2 separate regions of the Homo sapiens genome follow, and region 2 is linked to region 1. A link is a loop called in an ENCODE intact Hi-C map of the cell type or tissue named here. Cell type or tissue: PC-3. All regions are shown on one strand. Links, peaks and the distances in the headings refer to the core of each region. The heading gives the core; the rest is flanking DNA.

Region 1 (8,025 bases), core at 1,904-6,903:
TTGTCTACAACTCTTGGCCTCTATTCTTTTTTCCCCTAAGCACTGAAGGAATTTATATCAGCAATATACAATGTATTATTTTTTAACAGTTTTATTGAGATATAATTAACACATCTTATGATTTACCCGTTTAAAATGTACAATTCAAAGTTTTGTAGCATGCTCACAGGGCTGTTTAACCATCACCACAATCAATTTTAGAACATTTTCATCACCCTAAAAAGAAACCACATACCCATTTCCCCTCAACGTTCCAGCTTTAGGCAACCACCAATCTACTTTCTGTCTCTACAGATTTGCCTATTCTAAACATTTCATATAAATGGAATCATAAATTATGCAGTCTTTTGTGACTGGATTCTTTCATTTAGCATAGGGCTTTCAAGGTTTATCCATGTTGTAATGTGTATCAGTGTTTTATTTGTTGTTATAACTAAGTAATATTCCATTGTAGGGATATGCCATGTTTTATTCATCCATTCATCAGTTGGCGAGTATTTAGATGTTCCCCACTGTTTGGTTATTCTGAATAATGTTGCCTTGAACATTCATGAACAAGTTTTTGTGTGGACATATGTTTTTATTTCTCTTGGGTACATACCTTGGAATGAAATTGCTGGGTCATATGGTAATTCTATATTTAACATTTTAAAGAACTGCTAAAATGTTTTCCAAAGCAGCCACACCATTTGACATTCCCACCAGCAAAGCACAATGCTTCCATTTTCTCCATATCCTCTCCAATCCTTGTTGTTTAATGTTTTCATCATAGCCATCTTAGGGGGTGTGATGTGGTATCTCATAGTGGTTTTGATTTGCATTTCTGTAATGACTAAGGATGTTGAGGATCTTTTCATGTTCTTATTAGCCATTTGTATCTCTTCTTTGGAGAAATGTCTACTCAAATCCTTTGCCCATTTGAAAAACTGGGTCATTTGTCTTTTTATTATTGAGTTAAAGAGTTCTTTTACATTCTGGATATAGGTCCTTTACCAAATATATGATTTGCAAATACTGGATCTCATTCTGTGTTGTCTTTTCACCTTTACGATGATGTTGTTCACAGCACAAAAGTTTTTATTTTAATGGAGTTCAACTTATCTATTCTTTTGCTGTTTGTGCTTTTGGTGATTTATTTAAGAAACTATTTTCTGACCCAAAATTGTAAAGATTTACTTCTATGTTTTATTCTAGGAGTTTTTCTAATAGCTATTTTGAAGTCTTTGTCTGCTAAGTCCACTATACAGACCCCTTCAATGGCTATTTCTGTGGCCTGTTTTTTTCCCTTGGTTTTTGCATGTCTTGTAATTTTTTGTTAAACACTGGCCATCTTAGCTAATATAACAGCTCTGAATACCAATCCCCTCCAGAAATTGTTTGTTTATTTGTTTGGTGATTTGGCTGAAATAATTCCACATTCTGTTTCTGCTGCAATGTGCAGCCTCTGATGCCCCTGCCCAGATTTTTTTCTGTTTGTTTTCATCTTTTAGTCTGACTACCTAAAGGTCACTCCTGGGTTGGCATAAACCATTTATTGGTCAAAAGTTGTGTTTAACCTCTTTCACTAGTTAGATTTTTTCCCCCTTTACCAATGAATGTGTGTGTGGCCTGGAGATTTCTATTACAACTCCAGGAGTTTACTTTTTTTGCCCCACATTCAGCAAGGGACTAGTAGCTTGGAGGTTCCTTCTATAATCACTCCTGAGAGGGTGCAGCCCTAGGCAATCACATAGTGTTCTACAAGGCCAGAGGTGAGTGTGAGTTTACTTTTAAACCTGGTTTTCTAGGAGTTTCCCTTTGGTCAGAGTAGCTTCTTGTCAATCAGCCGTCAAAGGTGATGTTTAAATCCTTTGTTCTAGTAAACTGTCTGCCCTGTGTTAATGGCTCTATGTGCAGCTCAGGAGATCCTTTCAAATCAGTCCTGCATCCTGCTCTGATGGCTCTTGACTAGGCACAGCCTGACCCATGGGCACATCCCTCTTGACCCCAGAATTGACTGTGGTCCCAGGAGAGCTCTTCTTGGTTTTCTCTTTCTCTGCTTCTCTCCAATAAGCCTCTGTACTGCCATTTTTCTTGTACAAATGATGGCACTCCAGCCTGCTTTAAACGGCCCTCCACTAAGATCTCCATTGTTTTCAACAGTGGCTTTAGATATGGAGTTCTCCACACTGTTCTAAATGAAGTCAGTTCTCTTAGGCAGAGCTGCAGGGCTCTTTGGTACTTAGGATCTGTCTTTGCCCTGGGCAGAACCCCTGTACCACTGAACCATAGCTGAGCACAGGGACCTGTGTTAACCAAAATGGCATCCCACTCTAAGAGTGGTCAAGGTGGCAGCTCCTGATCGTTTCTCGCCACTGCTAGCATGGAACCTCCACCCTACTGGCAAGTTGAGGTGGGAGCAAAAGGGCTCCAGTGTTCTCAGCCTTTGCACCTGGAATAAAGCTTCCATCCTGTGAGTCAGGGCTGGGTCGGGGTTGGAAACTCAATCCTTCTGGCCATGCCTGCTTAAAATAGAGCTTCTGCAGCATGGAACTGGGGAAGATAAGAAATGGCAGCCTGACCCTCTCTGGGTGAAACTGCAGCTCCAGGCTAAGGACTGGGTGGAGAGGCAGCCACAGCCTTCTTGGCTTCACCTGCCTGGAGTAGAGCTACTCTAGCATGAAGCTCTGGGTAGGGGTAAAGGGATGCATTCTGGCTCAAATGCCACAGACTCTCACTGTCTTTACCATAATTTAATAGGTTTTTCTTGAATGACTCTTTCTCCATTTGCTGCATGCCTTTGGGACAATTTTCAGAGACTTAAATGATTGTCATCTGTAATTTTCACTTGTTAAATGGTTTTTCTGGGGAAAAGGTCCATCCAGATTCTTACACCTTCATTCTGCAAGTCTTAAATCCACAGAACCCATTATTTGATGAGGATAGGCTTTATTCATCCACTTGACAAATATTTATAGACTATGAATTATGTGGCAGGCAATGATTTGTTGCTCATCAACCTGTGTTGTAAACTGACTATTTCAGGTTGATATGTATTTAACACTCATATCCAACAGGATCAAGCACACTACATCCAACAGGCCATGTCTGTTTGGGCTCTGTAAATGTCTACAGCACTCAGCACAAGGCGGGATGTAGTTTATTCTTTTTTTTCGCTAATCTCTTCCTGATTTCCCTACTTGATTAACATCACATTTCCAAAACTATGTATTTTTCTGAAGTGTTCATTTCCTCTTTGTTTAGCAAATCACTGTCGATTGTCTATTATTTGTCCCTACCAAAATAATGGTAGATATTTTGCTACCATTTTTTAAACGTGTAATAGGCATTAGGTTTTTTTTGTTTTTTGTTTGTTTGTTTGTTTGTTTAAGCCACAGTTTCGCTCTTGTCACCCAGGCTGGAGTGCAATGATGCGATCTCAGCTCACTGCAACCTCCGCCTCCTGAGTTCAAGCGATTCTCCTGCCTCAGCCTCTGGAGTCACCCAGGCTGGAGTGCAATGGCATGGTACCAGCTCACTGCAACCTCTGCCTCCTGTGATCAAGTGATTCTCCTGCCTCAGCCTCCAGAGTAGCTGGAATTACAGATGCGTACAACCATGCCCAGCTAATTTTTGTATTTTTAGTATAGATGGGGTTTCACCGCTGGTCTCAAACTCCTGACCTCACCTGGATCACCACCTGCCTCGGCCTCCCAAAGTGCTAGGATTACAGGTGCAAGCTGCTGCACCGTGCTAGCATTAGGTCTTTGCATATGCAATCTCGCTAGTGCTAGCATTAACCCCATAGGGAAGTTCTAATCCCATTGTGCAGATGAGAAACCTGAGACTCAGAAAGGTTAAAAGAGCTTTTCTCAAGTTATAGCAAATAAGTGGCAGAGCTGCACTTTGAGCAGAGAACTGCCTGACTCCAAAGCTGGTTCTTTTTCTTCCATGCTAACCTACCCTGACCTTCTACTTGTAAGAGGAGAAGAGAACTATAGCAAGTTTGAGGAAAATCATCTCCAACACCCTGAATCATATACAGCATTGCGTGGCTTGGAAGCCTGCCGGTTTCCCAAAGCTAATATGTGATCTGGCCTCTTCGTGCTTGCAGCACTTTGGGACACAAAATGACTAACAAAGAACCACAGGAGTGAACGGAGTGACCTTGTTGCACCATGCCAAGCCCCCCAAATGACCCCAATTAAATCCACAACCTGGCTTATTTACAAAGATGTAGCTCACAAAATGGCAAATATATTAATAACTCGACCACAACCGATCTGGCCCTCGTTAGCTGTGTTGTAATGAGAACTTGTACTCATATCATTATGAAACACATATTTACGACAGGAATTGTACTGAATCCAGGCTTCTCTGACCCTCCAGGAAAAACCAATTAGGAATGGTGATGCCTATCTACCTATTTCTTTTATTTTTAAAATTTTTGTGGGTAACTTCTGGAAAATTGATTTCATAGTTAGAGTTACCCTTGATGGTGCTGAGATGGGTGTGGCTGACTTGGGGATGAGAAGTGGGTAAGTTCAAGGATGCTTGGGAGGTGAAAAAAATCCCAAATAGGCCTTTTTTTTTTAATGGCTCACAGCCTAAATGGAATTAAATAATTAAAAATTAAATACAGTAAAGTTGATTTTGTTTAATGTTATAAATGCTAATCTAATCTTTATTTTCCTGTGTTTCACTTAAATTTTTACAAACTTTTTTGGAGAAAGATCTACAATGCTTTTCCTAAAGTAGCTAATGTTCACTCTTAATATTTTCTTTTAATATTTACATTAAGTGTGAATCTATTTTTCCTATTAACTGAAAATTCACGGTAATCATTTCTGTTTATAAATTAGTAGTTTCTGGCCAGGTGCAGTGGCTCACGCCTATAATCCCAGCACTTTGGGAGGCTGAGTCAGGCAGAATACTTGAGGTCAGGAGTTCAAGACCAGCCTGACCAACATGGTGAAAACCCATCTCTACTAAAAATACAAAAATTAGTTGGGCCTGCTGGCACGCACCTGTAATCCCAGCTACTCGGGAGGCTGAGGCAGGAGAATCACTTGAACCGGGAGGCAGAGATTGCAGTGAGCCAAGATCATGCCACTACACTCCAGCTGGGCCACAGTGCGAGAGTCCATCTCAAAAAAAAAAAAAAATTAGCAGTTTCTAAAATAATCTTCACAGTGTTTCACGCCTGCAGTAATACAATGATACATGCATACTTCAGCATATAAGGAAGATTTATTGTGTTTTTGTTCCAGGTCCTGATTGGGCACTGGACTCTGTAGGATAGAGGAAGGGAGGCTGGAAGGTGGAAGAATAGATTCAAAGGGATGGATTATGGAAAGTAGAACATTTTAATGAACATAGTCATCATTAATATTATCTTATTCACTAGGTATTTTTTTTTCTTTTTTGCCTCTTTGTTTCTAGGGATTGCTAAGTATTCTTATGTGGCTATTCTACTTACAATTAATATATCCTTTTATAGATATGGTTTTATGTTCTTTTTTTTTTTTTTTTGAGATGGAGTCTCGCTCTGTGGCCCAGGCTGGAATGCAGTGGCGCGATCTCAGCTCACTGCATGGTTTTATGTTCTTATAAATAAAATGAAGAATATAAGTTTGAAAAAATTTGTACATGGTAGGTGTATATTTTGGGGTACATGAGATATTTGATATTTTGATACAGATACACAATGCATAATAATCACATCAGGGTAAATGGGATATCCATCACCTCAAGCATTTATTCTTTGTGTTACAAACAATTCAATTATGCCCTTTTAGATATTTTTATTTATTTATTTTATTTGTCCATAAGTTGTTGGGGTACCGGTGGTATTTGGTTACATGAGTAAATTCTTTAGTGGTGATCTGTGAGATTTTGGTGCACCCCATCACCTATGTATAAACTGCACCATATTTGTAGTCTTTTATCTCTTGCCCCTCTCCCACTCTTCCCCCCAAGTCCCCAAAGTCCATTTTATCATTCTTATGCCTTTGCATTCTCATAGCTTAGCCCCCACATATCAGTGAGAACATACGATGTTTGGTTTTCCATTCCTGAGTCACTTCACTTAGAATAATAGTCTCCAATCTCATTCAGGTCACTGAAAATGGTGTTAATTCATTCCTTTTTATGGCTGTGTAGTATTCCATCATATATATATATGTTTCTTTATCCATTCATTGATTGATGGGTATTTGGGTTGGTTCCACAATTTTGCAATTGTGAATTGTGCTGCTATAAACATGTGTGTGCAAGTATCTTTTTCAAATAATGACTTATTTTCCTCTGGGTAGATACCCAGTAGTGGGATTGCTGGATCAAATGGTAGTTCTACTTTCTTTAAGAAATCACCACACTGTTTTCCATAGTGGCTGTACTAGTTTACATTCCCAGCAGCAGTGTAGAAATGTTCCCTGTTCACTGCATCCACAGCAACATCTACTGTTTTTTTTATTTTTCGATTATGGCCATTCTTGCAGAAGATACATTGTTGGATTCAGTTAGCTAGTATTTTGTTAAGGATTTTAGCATTGTGGTTTTGATTTGCATTTCCCTGATCATTAGTGATGCTGAGCATTTTTTCATGTTTGTTGGCCATTTGTATACATTCTTTTGAGAACGGTCTATTCATGTCCTTGGCCGATTTTTGATGGGATTGTTTGTTATTTTCTTACTGATTTGTTTGATTTTGTTGTAGATCCGGGATATTAGTCCTTTGTCAGATGTATAGACGGTGAAGATTTTCACCCACTCTGTGGGTTGCCTGTTTACTCTGCTGACTGTTCCTTTTGCCATGCAAAAGCTCTTTAGTTTAATTAGGTCCCAGCTATTTATCTTTGTTTTTATTGCATTTGCTTTCGGGTTCTTAGTCATGAAATCCTTGCCTAAGCCAATGTCTAGAAGGGTTTTTCCAGTGTTGTCTTCTGGAATTTTTATAGTTTCAGGTCTTAGATTTAAGTCCTTAATCCATCTTGAGTTAATTTTTGTATAAGGTGAGAGATGAAGATCCACTTTCATTCTCCTACAGGTGGGTAGCCAAGTATCCCAGTACCATTTGTTGAAAAGGGTGTCCTTTCCCCACTTCGTGTTTTTGTTCGCTTTGTCGAAGATCAGTTGACTGTAAGTATTTGGGTTTATTTCTGGGTTCTCTATTCTGTTCCATTGGTCTATGTGCCTACTTTTATACCAGTGCCATGCTGTTTTAGTGACTGTGGCCTTATAGTATAGTTTGAAATCATGTAGTGTGATGCCTCCAGATTTGTTCTTTTTGCTTAGTCCTGCTTTGGCTATGTGGGCTCTTTTTTGGTTCCACATGAATTTTAGAATTGTTTTTTTCTAATTCTCTGTAGAATTATGGTGGTATTCTGATGGGGATTGTGTTGAATTTGTAGATTGCTTTTGGCAGTATGGTCATTTTCACAACATTGATTCTACCCATCCATGAGCATGGGATGTGTTTCCATTTGTTCATGTTGTCTATGATTTCTTTCATCAGTGTTTTGTAGTTTTCCTTGTAGAGGTCTTTCAGCTCCTTTGTTAGGTATATTCCTAAGTGTTTTATTTATTTATTTATTTATTTATTTATTTATTTTGCAGCTATTATAAAAGGGGTTGAGTTCTTGATTTAATTCTCTGCTTGGTTGCTGTTGGTGTACAGGAGAGCTACTGATTTGTGTACATTAATGTTGTATCCAGAAACTTTGCTGCTGAATTCTTTTACCAGTTCTAGGAGCTTTCTGGAGAAGTCTTTAGGGTTTTCAAGGTAAATGATCATATTATCAGCAAGCAGTGACAGTTTGACTTTCTCTTTACCAATTTGGATGCCTTTTATTTCTTTCCCTTGTCTGATTGCCCTGGCTAGGACTTCCAGTACTATGTTGAAGAGGAGTGGTGAGAGTGGGTATCCTTGCCTTGTTCCAGTTCTCAGACGGAATGCTTTCAACTTTTCCCCATTCAGTATTATATCGGCTGTGGGTTTGTCATAGATGGCTTTTATTACATTAAGGTATGTCCCTTGTATGCTGA
Region 2 (8,025 bases), core at 2,071-7,070, 87 kb after region 1:
AAATAGAAACTATATCCACATCCAGTCGTCTGTTTTACAAAAACTGCTCTTGTATGACTGAAGCAGACACGCGTTCACCTATGATTATGCTCCTTGATTTCTCACATCCAGCAGAGTCCTTGCATGGGTCAAATCTTTGCACGTTCAAGGTCCTGGCTTTCCTCAGAGTAAGCCTGCTCCTTTTGCTTTTCTGCTTGGGGTCAACCCTGATGACTGTCACCCTGATTCCTGCCTTCCTACTTCCTCCAGAGCTTGTCTCATCAATTGCTCCTAGTGTCCTATCCTACATCCTCAACCACCCTCTCCTTCTTTGCCTTCCCCCTCAGCCCATAACAATGCTTAAATCTCTTACATCCAAACAGAAACTGTCCCTTTCCTCTGTATTCTCCCACTAGTGGCCATCTCATCTCTCTTTTTTATATATAAACTTCTTTATGCTTTTTTTACAGCCTCATATCCATTAACCCTTCACAGGCTATTATCCTATTGCTATTTCTGCTAACAAGCAGGCTCATGAATACATACATGAGCATCAAAAGCAGCTATGGGGCAGTGATGACCAGACTCAGTACCTGGTTAACACCTTCATGGATGTTAAACATTTCAATGGTGACAAAGGAAGTGGCTTCCTAGCCCCAAATACCTGATCTCTAAATAGCATCTATGATGATGCGCACTGAGCTGAATAGTTACAGTAGTGGTCTCCGGATTCATGCCACTCTAGTATTTCCAACCATTTTTAAGGCACCTCATTTATTTCTTTTCTTTTCTTTTCTTTTTTCAAGATGGAGTCTTGCTCTGTTGCTCAGGCTGGAGTGCAGTGGTATGATCTCGGCTCACTGCAACCTCCACCTCCCAAGTTCAAGCAATTCTCCTGCCTCAGCCTCCCGAATAGCTGGGATTACAGGCATGCATCACCACGCCTGGCTAATTTTTGTATTTTTAGTACAGACGGGGTTTCACCATGTTGGCCAGACTGGTCTCAAACTCCTGACCTCATGATCTGCCTGCCTTGGCCTCCCACAGTCCTGGGATTACAGGCATGAGCCACTACACCTGGCCCTCATTTCTTATATAAAATCCTCTAATTATATAAAATCTGCTAATGCTTCAAAAGCCTAGAGTGTTTTCTATCTCCTATACTGAGCCCTGACTAATAAAGTTTGTGAGACTGTAAGTAGTTATAGACAGCAGAGTCACCAACAAGGATTTGGGAATGGTTATCTGATTTGGTTGGGTTTGAAGGCAGGGCTGATTCAATTGCCACTGAAAAATGGGAAACTGGCAGCCTGTGGCACAGTTGCAAAGAGTTATTTACACTGTCACACTGCTGGTGGGCTTACATTAAGTGCCTCTTGAAGCATGCCTTTTGGTGTATCAGTATGGCAAGAATGGGGCAACCAAGGACTACGGGGCAGGCTGAATACTTCTGAGTCCCCGAAGAGCTTAAAGAAAGGCTCAGGCCTTTACGTTTCTTTAAATTCTAAGCTCAAGGCAAAATTAGAAGATTGGAGAGTTTCTGTAACTGCCATCAAACAATCTCTAATCTCTTAAACTGAATGGGATGATGTCCAAAAGTAAGATGCCAAAGCTGATCATGCGAGTTTTAAATCACAAATTAAATTGAATTCACAGCCTCACTGGGTCTTCTATGTGCAAGTTAGACTTTGGTTAAGAAAGAGTGGAACTTTGAGAACTGAAATGAGAACAGTTGCGCAAATTCAGATGAATATGAGTCCTTGGAGCCCCCAATATCCACTGTGCCTTGCTCACCAGCAGAAGCAACCCTTCTTCCCCACCCAATCATGCCAGTTCTGCTTTGCGTGGAGACCCTGCAGTGACCTCCCCGAGATAGTTACCTTCAAGAAGATGCCAAATATCTTCATGTTCCACCACAACAATTATCATTGTCTTGTGACCTATTAAAAAAAGCCAAATCCCATCATGCCTCAGGGAGACAAGAAAGTTTAGCTATTTAAATATTTGCAATTTCCTGCTTATTTATAGCTCTAGAAGCCCAGGGAATATGTGTGATCATGGACCCATATAGGGGAAAGGCTAGATCAAACAGAAGGGATTATTATCATCATGGATTCGTTTGCTAGATTTTGAATTCAGTGATCTAATTCAAGAGAATTCAGTTATCTAATTCAAGAAGATCAAATGAAATCTGGTTTCAAAAGAGGCCTACCCTAAGTGTTATCAAAAATTCCTTGACATAATGTAGAGGCAAAAAAAAAATCCAAAGACTTGGGGAGTTAATAATGTTAAAATGGAAATACTATGCATGACCTGTTCATTCACCTTCCGTGTTGGCCAAAAGAGACCAAAGAATGTGCTCCCTTCACTAAGACACAGAGAAGTACATCTGTGGTTCAAGCACCAATATCCTTTAAAACAATACAGTGATTGCCAAGGTTTTTTGTTTTTGTTTTTGTTTTTGTTTTGAGATGAGGTCTTGCTGTGTCACCCAGGCTGGAGTGCAGTGGTGTGATCATGTTTCATTGCAGCCTCAACCTCCCAAGCTCAAGTAATCCTTCCACCTCAGCCTCAAAAGTAGCTGGGAATATAGGCACCACCACACCCAGCTAATTTTTTTTTTTTTTTTGAGATGGAGTCTCACTCTGTTGCCCAGGCTGGAGTGCAGTGGCATGATCTGGGCTCACTGCAAGCTCTGCCTCCTGGGTTCACGCCATTCTCCTTTCTCAGCCTCCCCAGTAGCTGGGACTACAGGCGCCTGCCACTGCGCCTAGCTAATTTTTGTATTTTTAGTAGAGACGGGGTTTCACCGTGTTAGCCAGGATGGTCTTGATCTCCTGACCTCATGATCCACCCATCTCGGCCTCCCAAAGTGCTGGGATTACAGGCGTGAGCCACCGTGCCCAGCCACCCAGCTAATATTTTTTTATCTTTTGTAAAGATGGTGTCTCACCACGTTGCCCAGGCTGGTCTTGAACGGCTGGGTTCAAGCAATCCTCCCAAAGTGTTAGGATTACCAGCATGAGCTACTGCGCCCAGCTGGTAGGGCTGTCTTATGTAGGAGATACTGCTGTAGAAACAGGCTGTCTGAGTTCAGTTGTGATGATAGGATTCTGGAGTGGCAGAGGACAAATGGCAGCAGTAATTGTCTCCCATGTAAGTGGCAGGAATATAGTGGTAATCAGAATGTTTTGACCCTCAAGAATGAGGTTATGTATTATGGTCTTCCTAGGATTGAAAGAGATGGACAGAAAAAATGTCAAGAAAAAAAAGTCCTAAAAGTGGTGGACTGATTTGAGTTCTCTCAATGAAAAGTCAGATTTCCTTACCCAATTTCCAGAAACTGATCCAATTTACTTTTGATCCCACTGAATAAAGAAGCCAGATATCCATGAGGAAGGATCCTATGGCACTGTCCCAAGTATGAATTGTAAACTTCTTGTCTCCTTAAGAAAATCAAAGGTATTTGCCAGGGTAATTGTGCACTGGGGAAAAGGAAATATCTAGACTTTGGGAGTATTACTGGACACTGGTTCTTAGACAGTGTTACCCCTAGGGACACAAAAGGCAACTGTGATCCATTAGTAGAAGTAAGGACTTAGGAGGGTCAAGTGATACATGCAGTTTTGGCCAGACTCCATCTTGGCCAAGAGGGTTCGTGAACCCATTCTGTGGTTATTTTCCCATTCCAGAACACAAATTTGGAATACCATTTTGGCAAGTGGTAGAATCTCCACGCTGATTTCCTTATCATGGAAGGAAGGGACAAGTGAAGTGAACCAAGCAGGGAATCAAAAACAATATCACATCCCTGAGGGATTATGTATAAATACCACTGTCAAAAACTCAAAAGGTGAAGATAGGGGCAGCAGTGACAGCATAGTTTTAGATCTTGCTGAATCTTCCCATAAAAACGTACAGAAAAAATTGGTATAAAACCAAACACAACCAATATTTACAACAAAGCTAAGTGATGAGGTATCCCCACAAACCCCAAAACACAAATGGGTGGGGGAAAAAAAGACCAACAGTAACAACAAGATGTACACGTTATCAGCATCTGTGTTGGAGAAATCAGAGGAAAGCAACAATGATGCAACTGATGGACTGAGAATTCCCCAATAAGGCAACAGATACTGACTTCAAGTGCAGCGGGCTGATTTGAGAATAGCAGTAGAAATTCCAATAGTGGCTGAGTGTAAGGAGTAAGGCCTTTAAGTGGCTGGAGCAGTCAAATCCCTCTGAACCCTTCAAACAGGCCCAACAAGGCTTCCTTCCAGAACAGAACCACACAGGATAAACTTCTGGGAGTGAAATAGGAGAGGGGCAGGGTAGGAGCAACAGAGTTAAATGAAAAAGAAGGTCCAGATCGAAGTGCAGGAGGGGAACAGAGCCAGGAAATCTCAGGGAAAAAATGAAAAAAAAAAGAAAGAAGAAAAAAAAAAGAAAAGAGAGAGCCTTTGTAAAGTGAAAAAAAAAAAATCTCAAACAAACATCTTTTTTAAAGTTCAATAAAACCAAAACCAAATTTACATTAAAATGAGTAACAAACAAAGTATCAAAATCAAATACCATACAAGGTTTCTATTAAAAGGTGAAGAAAAAGAAAAAGAAAAAGCAGAAGGAGAAGAGAAGGAGAGGAAAAGACGGAACAGAATAATATCGCTATAGACAATGAAAGCATATCTGAAAGTCATGCTCAAAAACAGATCAACTTGGAAGGCTGAGGCAGGAGAATTGCTTGAACCCAGGAGGTGAAGGTTGCAGTGAGCTGAGATTGCGCCGCTGCACTCCAGCCTGGGTGACAGAGCAAGACTCTGTCTCAAAAAAAAAAAAAAAAAACCCAAACTATTACATACTATTTTAAAATGAGCTGAAAAATATTAAGAAAATAATACAATATAAATAAAATAACAAATCACAATTAGAAAAAACTCAGAAATGACATAACAGACTTCAAGGAAAAATTACCAATAAAAGGAAAAAACTTTTTTATAAAGTGAAGATTACCAAAGGGGAAAAATAAAAGCAAATAAACATGACAAGTAATGCCTTAAAACTGGGGGGTAGAAGGAAGGAAAAATTTTACAATAAAAAATTAATGAGGAAAAATAAAGTCAAGAGAAAGTGACTAATGTTGATGATGGGCAGATAAAATCCAACATATGGATCACAGGAGTACCTGAAGCAACCCAAAGCAGGGGAACAGATCAGATACTGAAGTCTTTCCTTAAATAAAAAATAACAATATTTGAAATTGCTTACTGAAAGAGCACACTGTGTGCTTAGTAAAAGATCTAAAATGGTTGTGCCATTTATATCATTACTGTCTCTCTCTCTTTTTTTTATTTATTTTTTTTGAGATGGAGTCTTGCTCTGTCACCCAGGCTGGAGGGCAATGGCATGATCTCGGCTCACTGCAAACTCCGCCTCCCAGGTTCACACCATTCTCTCACCTCAGCCTCCCAAGTAGCTGGGATTACAGGCATGCGCCACCACGCCCGGCTAGTTTTTTGTATTTTTAGTAGAGACGGGGTTTCACCGTGTTAGCCAGGATGGTCTCGATCTCTTGACCTTGTGATCCACCCGCCTCGGCCTCCCAAAGTGCTGGGATTACAGGCGTGAACCACCGCGCCCAGCCCTCTCTTTTATAATAAATTCTCACCTGGGTGTGGGGGCTCACGCCTGTAATCCCAGCTCTTTGGTAGGCAAAAGTGGGCAGATCACTTGAGGTCAGGGGTTTGAGACCAGCCTGGCCAACACGGTGAAACCCCATCTCTACTAAAAATACAAAAATTAGCCAGCCGTGATGGCAGGCGCCTGTAATCCCAGCTACTGGGGAGGCTGAGGCAGGGGAATCACTTGAACCCAGGAAGCGCAGGTTTCGATGAGCCAAGATTGCGCCACTGCACTCCAGCCTGGGCGACAGAGCAAGACTCCATCTCAAAAAAATCAGTAAATAAATATTCTCTGTTGTAATTATTGATGTGGTTTCTGTCTCCTGACTGGACACTGACTGATACAGAAAATGGTACCAGGACATAGACCCTAAGATCTCAAAGATTGGATTTGGAGATTGATTTTTGGCCGTGTCTGTGGACTGGAAAAAATGCTCAACTCTTTGTCAATGAAAAGTGGGATTCTAGGTAATCCATGTCATGCAGTGGCATTCACAATTAATAAAATTATCATCTCTGGTCAATGTGACGAAGTGTCTACTGAAGCATTAAGTCATATTCTAGTAAAATGACTGAGCTTTAAGAAAAAAGAAAAAAAAATCTTTCAGGCTTCTAGGCAAATAGTGCACATGACTCAAAGGGAAAAAAATTATATTATCATCAGATTTTTCAACAGTAACTTTTTATGCCAGAAGAAAATGGAGTAACGTACTTAAGATCCTAAAAGAAAGAAAATGTGAGCCAAGGATTTTATATACAGCAAAACAGACCTATAAATATAAAAGGAGCAGGCAAACTGTTAACATGCAAGAACTCAAGGAATATTGTTCCCATGAACCCTTCCTAAGAAACCTACTACCTCTGAGCTGACCAATACGGTAGCTACTAGCCACATGTGGCTATTTATATTTTAATTTGAATGAACTAAATGAAGTAAAATTAAAAATTCAATTCTTGCCGGGCGCAGTGGCTCATGCCTGTAATCCCAGCACTTTGGGAGGCTGAGGTGGGCGGATCACAAGGTCAGGAGATCGAGACCATCTGGCTAATACAGTGAAACCCCATCTCTACTAAAAATACAAAATATTAGCGGGGTGTGGTGGCACACGCCTGTAGTCCCAGCTACTCGGGAGGCTGAGGCAGCAGAATCGCTTGAACCCGGGAGGCAGAGGTTGCAGTGAGCTGAGATCACACCACTGCACTCCAGCCTAGTGACAGAGCGAGACTCTGTCTCAAAAAAAATAAATAAATAAAAATTCAATTCTTCAGTCAAACTAGCTATATTCCAAGTGCTTAACAGCTGCATGTGGCTAATGGCTACCACACTGGACAGTATAGATATGGAGCATTTCCATCATCACAGAAAATTCTATGGGATAGCACCATACTAGCTAGCAAGCTTCAGACCACCAAATGATTGGAGAGTCATTGACATAAGAACTAATGGTGGGTATTAGATGTATATTCAATTGCATAACTAAGACTAAATAAGGGTTAAAAGGGAGGGATTACATTATATGTCTACATAATCTGGCAAGCTAGATATACAAAAACCATTAAAATGAGGGAGATGGAAATAGCATAGGCAAAATAAAAGTATTTTTCAGTTACGCTTTCGGTAATCATCATTCATGATGGTAGTACTAGTATTGCTATTCTGAGACTATTATATGTGTCATGTGGGACAAAGCAAATAGATAATTATAGGATATTCTACTTCTATCTTGTCCTTGAGTAGCAGGATTCTCGGTGTGGAAGAAAGGAGATACAGGTGTAGCATAGAAGAGGTTAGGTAAAACAAACCCTATAGCCTGCATCTAAATTGGAAATATCAGTACAAACTAGAAACCACGATCACCCCAGTAATAATGAGCTTCCCTTGGGCCCAGACTGTGGTTTTGAAATACCATTTCCCATTTAAAGAAAGCGTGGATTTTTGGAGAAATGGCTTACAAGATGTGCCTTGAACATGTTGACATGCCAGATGGCAAGGAAGCTATCAAAGACCCCTGGGATCATGCCAGAAAGATTCAGGAGGCAACTTGAAGAGGCTCCTATTGACCAAAGATGGGACAATTTCAGCTTCAGTAAAAACTGCAATAGATTAAAGTTCATCAAATATGTTTAAATCCATGAGTTTATAATAATATTAAAGGGAAAAGCAATGAATTGCTCACCTTGTGAGGATAAAAAGGAATCCAATTCACTTCCTTCAGAATTAAAAGAAAGAAGCCTTTACCTTGCCTATTCCATATGAACTGGCTAACCACATGGTGCATAAAGAGAAGGGTCTCTTTATAAAATTATTTCAGCTCATATGAAAACAAAGTGATAGAAAGTCACAATTTTAAAACCTCTAATAAATAAA

Evidence for each region. A loop is a pair of places that touch in the nucleus more often than their neighbours do. Peaks named below come from ENCODE experiments on the same cell type or tissue, not always from the same donor. Only the 100,000 strongest peaks of a DNase experiment are listed, where the experiment ranks them.
Region 2: a loop joins it to region 1, with 14 times the contacts of the local background. A loop is called at or near these places in 1 of 110 quality-filtered maps.

What each region holds. Positions count from the first base shown.
Region 1 is chr1:61,536,146-61,544,170 of GRCh38, forward strand. No RefSeq gene overlaps it. Among named protein-coding and RNA genes, the nearest start is that of TM2D1, 180 kb to the right of the region's middle. In PC-3, for the core only: no CTCF peak of the experiment used is centred there; a DNase peak (open chromatin) is centred at 4,136; H3K27ac peaks cover 4,269 bases.
Region 2 is chr1:61,623,445-61,631,469 of GRCh38, forward strand. No RefSeq gene overlaps it. Among named protein-coding and RNA genes, the nearest start is that of TM2D1, 98 kb to the right of the region's middle. In PC-3, for the core only: no CTCF peak of the experiment used is centred there; no DNase peak of the experiment used is centred there.